2 separate regions of the Homo sapiens genome follow, and region 2 is linked to region 1. The links are chromatin contacts, found by Hi-C in ENCODE. All regions are on one chromosome and are shown on one strand. The core of a region is the stretch at or near the end of the contact, and the rest is flanking DNA. Distances in the headings are between cores, read along the strand shown.

Region 1 (4,992 bases), core at 1,078-3,577:
ATTCCATACATTAGCAAAGTACGTGTAATTAGTATAGTTCTTTCAGCGTGCAAGCTGTTTTATCCTAGATCATAGTGTGTAGCAGCCTACCTGGAGCATTAATGAGGTTTGAACCTAGTTAGGGTCTAGTGGCAATGAGGCAGAAGAAGGGGAAGTAAATTCTGCTGGGTCTTGTAGAGAATGAGCTTCCCTTTTGAAGTCATCTGCCCCAGCTGAGGGCTTAGCAGTGTCTTCAAGCAAAGAATGACTAGTCTCCTCAGACTTAGGAGGACAAGCTACTTCCACTGCCAAGGAAGGCTCAGGGTGCCATGGGTGTTCAAGACTGTCAGTTATCTGGGTCTAAGCAGAGTGCTTATTTCAAATTTTGGGATTCCATTCCTTCCCAATTGATGCCTTAACTTTCAGAAGAGAAACTAACCTGGTAATTCAGCCCACAGGGAGTAGTCAAACACTGTGGGCCACTGTGCACTAAAGAGCCAGCTGAGAGGAGCACACTGGAACCAGAAAAAAGAGCCCCTTCCTCCTCTAAAGTTCCTCCAGTACCCTCCACTGATGAAGCTCACTGTCCATTGAACCAAAAGGCAAGGGAGAAACCTTCCAATATTGCAAACAGGGTAGTGAAGGGTGGGTTTGGAATGGAGACTCAATAGGTTGATAATTGGCAACACACTTCGCCTTCATTCCTTCTCCCATGGTCTCTACCACCACCTCCTGATAAAAACTCAAACACTTCAAATAGAAATAAGAAAGTCAAGACCCTAATGAGGATGCCAAGACCATTAAGAACATCTAATACTATATACTCGCATCGTCTAGGGTAACCAACCATCTCAGTTTGCCCAGGACTGTCCTGGCTTTAGCACTTAAAGTCCTGTGTCTTGGGAAACTCCTCAGGCCCATACAAACCAGAACAATTTGTCATCCTACATATGTCCTAGAGGTTTTCAAAATTTTTGTGCACCAGAATCACTTGGGTGCTTGTTAAAAACGCAGGTGATTCTGTTAAACAAAAAAAAAGCAGTAATTTCAGATGCAAGTAAATCATGGATTGATCTTTGAGAAATACACTACGTAGAGGCTGAAGAGGTGTCAATCACTACTTTTAGGAACTCCTCAATCCAGACTTCTTTGTTCCTGTTCCAAAACTATAATCATTGAAAAGAAAGAAATAACATATTTTAGAAGATACAGCCAAAGTTCCTGAGCCAGAAGCAGACATTGACAAATTAGTTGATGGGGGAAAAAAACTGTAGTGTGGCCTTAGCATTTTCTCTCCTTTCAGGTCTAGGATAAATCATTTTTTTCCTTCAGTGTCACAAAGTATAACAAATAATAATGAGTGCTGTGAAAATGGATTTGATAGTAGCAACAATATAGGTACACATTGATGAGGTGTACCTATAATGAGCTTCCTGAAGGTAAACACTCATATCAGGCTTATTTTAAAGATTTCCACAGTGACTATACTTTGGCGGATCTTAGAGAATGACTTGCATAAAACAGTCAATTCAGTGCTACTTTTGCTATTTTCATACTGTAAAGTACATGGTTTAACATGACCATTTTAAAGATGTTTCTCATGAGCTCAAATGGGGTGAGCTCTTTTTCATTTTTTGAGTTTTTGTTGTGTTCCAGGCATTGTGCTATATTCTTTAAATGCATTATCTCACTTAATCCTCCCAAAAAGAGCGATACCCATTTTAAAAAGAGGCAGAGTACTTGCCCTAGATTATACAACTAGTAAGTGGTGGTGTCTGGGCCAAAATGTAGGTCTGTTCACTCAAGCAAATTTGCTTAGCACTGGAGAGAGCCAAGGTGAATTAAGGCGTGGTCCTACGCCCTGCTGTAAATGCTGTGTTCGGAGGTGTGCACAGGCTGCAATAGGAACACAAAGGAGGCTCATTTCAGGCTCTCCGTGGTTTTTAGGATAAAATGCAAATCCTTTTGCCTAACACATTATAACCAGGTCCCCCAAACTCCTCTCCCTTTATCTAGTCCCACAGGGACCCGGTCACTCTTTCTGCCACAAAGATGCCGATGCTTGGACATCTCCAGTTTCGAGGAACTCACGTAGGAGACACGCCTTCACTTCCACCTTTGCCAAACCCCGACCCCTTCACACCGCTCCCCTGCACTCTCAATCCCTGTCCGCTGCAACACATATCCCCTCATCAGCACCTTCGGTGATTAGGCCCTCCAGGCGCGGGGGATGTGGGACTACCCGGACTGAGGACTGCGCACCGGAAGTAGTGGCGGCGCTGCGTAACGTCGAGAGGAAGTGCCTGATGCCGCGGCCTGTGATTGGGAGTTGCTGGAGTCGGTGCTTCACTCTTAAGGTTCCGATCACAGACTGCGGAGTGGGTCAGGGGCTGCGAGGGCTGCCCCAAGTCCTACCGGGTTTGCACGGGCGCGCCCGGCTCCGCCCGCAAGTGCGCCTTCCTGACTTACTGCTGGGTGCGCGGGGCTGGGGGTGCGAGTACCACCCCTGAAGTCTCTTCCTGGGCGACCTCCGGGGCCTCATTCTAGGCCTCCTTAAAGAGAAGGATCTAAATTAGGAAAAGGAAGTGCCCTTATCCACGACCAAGCTCTTCCACCTGCGGAGCTCGCTTAGTCTGCACCTCAACCGTGCGGAAAGTGACTGCCCTGTTTACTGAGGAAAAACTGGGGCTCAGAAAGGTGAAGTCATTTGCCATGGGCCATGCAGCTGGGAAGTGACAGATCTGGATTCAAAGCGAGTTCTGGCTGGCGCCAGAGTCCTTGTATTTTACAGCACTGGTTCTCAAGCTTTATGTGCATTAAGAATTCCTGGGTTGAGGGTGGCGTTAGTTAACAAATTCTGGGACTCTACAAATTGAGTAGATCTGGGATGGGGCTCTGGAATCTATTTTCAACAATTGTTCCCTGGCAAATAACATATGGCTCCCCAGTGAATGGAGCAAGAAGGTGAGCAAGTCGTATCCTCTGCGGGGACTGTAGGTAATTGTGTTACGCTTTTAGGGCCTCAATTGAGAGAACATGTCAAACGGGAGCTCCTGGGATTGGAGAATTGGTATTTGATTGTCATTAACTCTTCTGGGCAGATGGCAGCCTCTGCGTCTCTCCACCTATTAAATGAAATGAATTACATGCTTATCATCTGGGGGAACTTGTTAAACACACAGATTCCTGGGCCTGGCTCAGCTCTACTGAATCAGAAGAGGTGGGAGATGGGACCTGGGAATCTATAGTCTAAGCAAGCTATTAATATAAAACGAGCTTTTACCTTTGAGAACTTGAGGTGTGAAGCTTTCTTAGGTAGAAGCATAAAGAAATAGATTACAGATGTGGAACATGTGGCTTGAATTTCCTTGTTGTTTTGGTAGCTGTACGTGCTTCTGCATTTGCTGTAGGCTAAGCTTTTACTGGTACAACTGTCAAATTAGTATTATTAGCCATTATGAGGTGGATTTATCCGTTAGCTGGAGACAGGAGTTTAATATAAGTTGAATGTTAATCTGTCTGTTGTTGATTTCCTGAGTGGCTTTGGGTGCATCATTGAACTTTACCGTCCACATACATACCTGCATTGTGTCAAATCTTACACTGCTTGTTATAAAGACAAATACCTGTATCCATCCTAAATCAGATTTTCTGAAGGTGGGCCATAGGTATTTTGAACAAACTTCCAGGGAAGTTTGATGCAGCCAGTGATAATGGAATATATGCTTGGAAACAGTCTTAGCCGATTTCTCAATGTCCATGTAGGTGAAAATGGGAATAGTACAGTTTCCTTATATTCTACTCTTGGGGACTATTAAGAGGAATGTGGTTTATAATAGGTCCTAATTTTAGAATTTCTTAAAATGCACTTTCTTGTGAAAGAAACAAAAGTACTATGGTAAGATTACAAAAGGTGAATGCTAAAGCCAGCAGCCCCAAATGACTAGGCTTCTTGAATGAAATGTTGTGATGACATAAACTGATTTTACATGGAAGCTCTATTGCCATTGAGAGTCTTCTGCCTGAAATTAATTATGCCTTAGGAGTAATTGTTCACAATCCTAACTAAAAGCACTGTTTTGTTTTGTTTTAATAAACAGATACCATGGAGTAGTTTGAAACAGGAACAAAATCTTCTGAAAGCTCGGAGCAGAAGCCTTTTTGGTCAACATGGAGGAAAAAAGACGGCGAGCCCGAGTTCAGGGAGCCTGGGCTGCCCCTGTTAAAAGCCAGGCCATTGCTCAGCCAGGCAAGAATCTGTAGGGATTTTGTGTGTGTGTGGATATGGACAACTCTCATTCTCTTTTATTTATATCCTTTTGGTTTATAATGGACTTCCATTTCAATTGACGTCAAGGAATTGTTTAAAATGTGGCTGATATTTTGTCCGATTTTGTTGATGGTGAGCTAAGGGTGGGTCTTTAATGTTCCTCATATTTAGTCCACACCCTCAAACCTTTCAGTATCTTCTGTTGACTTTACCAGTTAGTTTCTACATGTCATAGAGATCATCTCCAAGTGGGCTTTATTGGCCCTTGCTCAGTAGAAGGTGCTGAGAACAGACTTTCCCCTGGTTTGAGGCTGTCCCCTCTCTTGCTTCAGCTACCACTGCTAAGAGCCATCTCCACCAGAAGCCTGGCCAGACCTGGAAGAACAAAGAGCATCATCTCTCTGACAGAGAGTTTGTGTTCAAAGAACCTCAGCAGGTAAATTCATGGTTTTTTCTTCAATAGTGATAAAAATTTGCTTAGAAAAGTGATATTCACACAGTAGACACTCAAATAAATAATGACTGAATAAATTCACTAATAGCAGAGCAGAAGAACTATAATAATAATGAAATGAGAAATATTTCAGTTCCTTTCTATGTCTGGGGATTCTTCGTAGTCTGCTCCCAGTTTATGGTCACATGTTATTCCCGTATTTTTGGCAAGGAGGTTACACCATAATGAGAGCTTGCTTGCATTGGTTATTTGAGCTCCAGCAGTCCTAAAACTGTGCTGTCTTCAGTGC
Region 2 (4,992 bases), core at 891-3,390, 1.3 Mb after region 1:
TTCCCTCCTTACCTCACTTCCAACTTGCCAGCTCATTCTCTTAAAGATCTTTTTGCTCTCTGGAGGATGGGACCACTCCCCTCCTTTATCTACTTCTCTTTTTGCCCTCATCTCCGATATCTCTGCCTCACCCTCTACCCCAGTCACTGCAGGACACATGTCCAACACCCTGGGTACGTTGACGCCTCGAGGTCTTTGCTTCTGCTCTTTGCCTTCCTGGCAATGCCATCCTACCATTGGTGGAAATTCCAGGCCTACCTCTGACATTACTTCCTTGGTGAATCTTTCTCCTCAAAAGGAACAACAAATGGCTCCTTCCTCAGTGCTCTTTTCTCGGCCGGGCACTTGGCATCCAAAACCATGCTCAGTGCAACTGGAGGTGCATTCAGTTCTGAATTAATTGAAGTTATCTGCGAGTGCCTTCATCTCTTGGGCAGACCAAGACCTGCCTGAAGGATCTTGTCATTCTAATCGTGGAACCCCTCCCCCAACCCCCGTCCCCCAGTACCCGACACTCTGCCTGGCACCAAGCAGAGAAATACTCAGGAAACTTACAGTTGCATTGAACCTCATATAACGATAGGGTTGTTACTGTCTCTTGAGCATCTACTGAGAGCAGCTGGGTGCTGGGCCCTTTAAATACACTCTCATGGCTCCTTACACAGAGCCAGGAACGTGGGTATTACTGTGCACCACTTTGCAGATGTGGGAAATAAAGGCTCAGAGAGGTGAAGCCAGTTGCTCCAGATCACACAGCCAGTAACAGGCATGAGATTCCAAGAAGCTGTGTTTGTGACGCCAGAGTCAAGGGAAACAAATGATGTGGTACCCACAGTGCTCCCTCCCTCATCACCCCCACCGCCTCCAGCTCCACATCCAGATTCCAAAAGCCATGAGCACCCCCATCTGACCATGAACGCCCATCTGACCATGAACGCCCATCTGCGGATCGCCAGCAGCAAGGTTGACACGGAACTCCTTCCGCCTTGGGAGGAGGCTTCCCTGGGGTAGTACCCTCTGGGGGCCGTCTGGGCAACTCTTGCAGGGCTTCGTGGATGTTTGGGGAAAGCACTGGACAGCGCCTCGCCCAGGTGCCTTCCTGGGAATCACCAACTGGGGTTTACTGCCCCAATTTTGGAGCTTGCACAGAGCATCCTCCCTTGGTAGGAGAGACGTCGCCATTGGGCCACAGGACTTGTAGAGGACGCCACGAGAAAGGGGTTGATTGGGGAATGGTTGTCCTGGTTACGCCACCCTGCAGTGTCCCTTGCCCTCCTCCAAGGCTTCCAGCCCCATCGCAACCTGTCAGTTTTCCAGGCGCTCAGGAAAGCATGTCAAGCACTCAAGCACTCTGTGACAATTCCACCCCCGGCCCAGTCTTTCCCTCTTCACCCCCTCTCTGTGATGTCGAATCCCATTTCACAGATGGAGAAACTGAGGAATCGAGCAAGTGAATGCCGCTTAAACATCTTTTCCAAGCCAGCCAGGGACCAGCCCCTCCAGTTCTCAGAATCTCTCTCCCTCTGTAACATATTTTGACTTGAAGAACATGTGCGATTCGTGACTACAAAACCGCAACCCCACATAAAGAGTTAATATTTTTAACGAACCCCAAGCCCCTCACCCTCAGCCTTCGCGGGACGCCTGCGTCTCGCAACTTCAGTTTGTATCTCCAAACTGCTGAGCATTCAAAGGGTTAAATGGGACCGGGAGGGGGCCAGCCGCGGAGCCCTGAAAGGGTTAAAAATCCAAACGCGTCGACTCCCCCCGACTATTTGGTTCCAAATGGACAGCCACGCGACCGGGAGAGCCAGGGAGCCCCCCTCACAATGACTTTATTAAAATTTGAGAACTTTTACTTCTGACCCCAAAAAAGTATCCCAGTTCGAAAGTTCTCTCTTAACCTTTTCTTTTTTTCATCTATTTTTTTCTCGATTTCTCCACGGGCTGGATTATAAAACGCTCCCTCTCCCTTTGGGTTTGGAGAGCCGGGTTCCCCCCTCCGGGCAGGGCGCGGGCCTAAGGGGCCCCGGGAGTTTTCTCCGGGGCCGGGTCGGGACGCGGCTGGTGAGTCCCGGCTCCGGCCCCTGAATTGGGGGGTCCGCGTCTGCCCCAAACGCCGCTTTCTTCCGTTTTCCATGTCATTTCCTGTACTAATAAGATGGTGGTCAAAGCAGGGGAGGAGAGCAGCAGCGAGTCGCCGCCGCCGCCGCGCCGAGGCTGGCGCTGAAACTTTGCCTCGCCGGGGACCAGCGCGCCCGCAGCGCGGCCGCTCCCTCCGCGGGGGCCGCCAGCCGAGGCCGCGCCGCCTCCGCCGAGCCGCCCGCCGGGCCGCTCTCGCCGCCCGGGCCCCGCGGCTGCCGCAGCATTCCCGGGAAGGTGAGTCAGCCCCGGTAGCCAATGTGGCCATTGAAAATGGCTTCGGAGAGCGCTCGGCAGTTTGCCAGCGAGCGCGGGGGCCGCCGGTGCGGGGGCCGGGAGCGGCGGCTGGGGGCGGGGGCGGCCGGGGGTCTCGGCGCGGGCGCGGGGCGGGGGTCCGGACGGCGCCGGCGCGGGGTGGGGGGCGGCCCGCCGTGGCCGCGAGGTGGGTGAACCCTCGGCAGGTAGCTGCCGCCGCCGCGGGAGCCGGGGGCCGCCCTCCGCCTCCTTCCTCCCAGCTCGCTCGCTCCTCGCCTTGTTACAATGTAGCCTTTTCTCTCCGCAAGCGGCGCGCCCGCTGACGGACGTGGCCGCCGACCAATGGGAGTGGCGGCCCGGGCCGAGCGCTCGGAATGAGAACGCGGTGACACGGACGGGGCGGGGCGCGGACGCCGACGCCAGAGGGCTCGCCGCGGCCGCCGGCCTAGTTCTCGCGGACGCCCTCGGCCCCGCGCCGGGGGCTGCTGCGGGGTGCTCGGGGATGAAGGTGGGAGGCGTCCTTTGGGATGCGACGAAGCCTTCTCCATCGCGGTTCGCGATTGCCCGCGAAGCGTGGCCGAGCCGGAGGGCATTTCTGGAATGCGTTTTAAGTGTCAGTTGCGGTGTAGACTCTTCGGGAAACCTCTCCGGAGCGTAGCCTCCACCCCCCACTCGCAGTCCCCAAGGTACTCTCCTATGCAGAAACTGCAGAAACTTAGCGGCCAATGACCTCTCTCCGGTCAAGGCCAGCGTGCTCTAGGCGAGTCGCTGCAAAGAGAATACCAATGTCTTGGGCGATGCTGGTGAAAAATTGCTGGTGTGTGTCTAGAGCCCAGTTGGGAGATGGGGGCTTAGAACCCCCCAGGCTGGGCTGGGATTTAGGGGAGAAAAATGTGAAACGTCTCCTCTTTCCTAGACGTTTGCTTCGTGTGGAGAAAGGCTGTGCTGTATAATTTAGAGTGGCTGTAAGGAAACACACCCAGCCCTTTGTGCGTGGGGCCAGGAGGCAATGATGAGAGATTGCTCTTGGTACCTGGAAACCCTATAAACTTTGGGGGTTTGGGGACAGAAGAATTTTCTGTGGAGCATGATGCCTGTAGCAACCAAGCTGGTCCTTGCCCACATTTCCTCTTGGGAGGGAGGAAGGTTCGGGCTTTCCTAGGGTCATTGTTGGAGGTGTAGGGTCGTAGTTGGGGAGCAGGGCACAGTCTTTGCCCGCCGACTCTCTGAAAGGTGGACAAGCAGAGTTCTATAGGGCACGTGTAGAAACCTTCCCTTCTGGGAATAGAGCCCAGACCTCTTGCTGTATTCAGTTTAATGGAAAGGCTTTCTCTCTTTGAATTCTACCTCCTCCTCATAGTCACTGTCTGACTTTGGACTTCACATCGTTGTCTTTGGCCTCTCTGAGCCTTGTGTCTCCATCCCTGAGTCCAACAAAACCTGCCCGGCAAGGAAGTTGTGAAATTAAATGAGATAGCAAAGATGAAATGCCTGTTCCAGGGCCTGGCATACTGTTTAAGAAGTGTTCTCCCCCAGAATCACGGCAGAAGGTACTGACCTGGGAATATCAGAATTGCCCCCACAGACCCCACCGTGGTCCATCCAGTCTCAAACTGACAGGGCCCCAAGGAACAGCTGGTGGCAGGGTCTCGTTTCCTTCCCTGGTGACGTTCACAAAGATGAGGGACTCCCCTCAGTTGTCCTAGGAGTCCTAGATTGGTCATGATAGCCATCACCTCTGCACTTATGGACTCATTTGACCTGAGTTACAGTTCTGTCGTCTAGACTTCTTGGGTTGATGTGTTCCATCAATTTCTTCTCCTTGGTGTCAAGTAGGATTTCTCCTATTTGGATCTGCCCTCTCCTGGACTTACAGGGAGTTTCCCTGGTTCCAGGTTGTTGGCAAGTATAAAGTAAAGAACACTGGGGTAGGAGTCGGGAGTCCTGCCTGTGGATTCAGCTGCCTTCTTGGCCTGCTCTCTTGGCTGTCTCATAGGCATGACAAACCCACAGTGGCCAAAGGTGTCCATAATCTTCCTCTCTAAACCTCTTCTAGGGCTCTGATCTTGGCCAAGAGCACACTGTCCCACTACTCTTTAAGGCAGAAGCCTTGGTGTCTCTGTCTCTGTCACCCCAATCTACTCCATCTCCAGACCCAGATAACTTTATCCTCTCAAATGAACCCATCCACTTCTCTCCATCCCCTCTTCCCCAGTGTTGTAGTCAAGCCATCGCTGTCTCTCCCCAGGACAACAGCAAGAGCCTCCTAATGTCTACCTGCAGTCACCCCCTCATGGCAGTCAGAGTGATCCATTCCAAATAGGATCATATCAGGCATCCCATTTCCTGCTTTAAACACCTAGAAGTCTTTCCAGTGTGTTGGGGATAAAGAACCAAATTGGTGTAGTGACCTAAAAGCTACCGAATGATCTGGCCCCTGCCCTTGACCTCATCTTCTATCCTCTCCTAGATCTCTCTGAACTCCATACCCCGATCTCTCCTACATAGGCTGGCCTTTCCTCCTCAAATCCTTGAGCTGTTGTCATCTAATGAATAAATTAAGGTTAGCAAAGGGCACAGTGGGATGGGAGTGTC

What was found. Hi-C counts contacts between places; a loop is a spot of excess contacts on that map. Pooled maps may share reads with other maps.
Region 2: a loop to region 1 is called in a map of CD4-positive, alpha-beta T cell, with 5 times the contacts of the local background. The contact joins the promoter of PRDM11 here to the promoter of ALKBH3 in region 1. A Hi-C loop is called at or near these places in 2 of 168 maps with a recorded cell type or tissue (CD4-positive, alpha-beta T cell and naive thymus-derived CD4-positive, alpha-beta T cell) and 8 of 50 pooled maps.

The regions. Positions count from the first base shown.
Region 1 is chr11:43,878,504-43,883,495 of GRCh38, forward strand. It overlaps ALKBH3 (alkB homolog 3, alpha-ketoglutarate dependent dioxygenase), which reads left to right and starts at 2,328. Exons shown (of 10, transcript NM_139178.4): 1 at 2,328-2,676; 2 at 4,080-4,228; 3 at 4,582-4,685. The coding sequence starts at 4,150. LOC105376644 (a long non-coding RNA gene) reads right to left here and starts at 2,234. Exons shown (of 3, transcript XR_001748200.2): 1 at 2,179-2,234. RefSeq lists an enhancer at 2,114-2,313.
Region 2 is chr11:45,144,499-45,149,490 of GRCh38, forward strand. It overlaps PRDM11 (PR/SET domain 11), which reads left to right and starts at 2,141. Exons shown (of 8, transcript NM_001384648.1): 1 at 2,141-2,379. It overlaps LOC105376652 (a long non-coding RNA gene), which reads right to left and starts at 2,285. Exons shown (of 6, transcript XR_931241.3): 1 at 556-2,285. RefSeq lists silencers at 2,542-2,621, 2,702-2,891.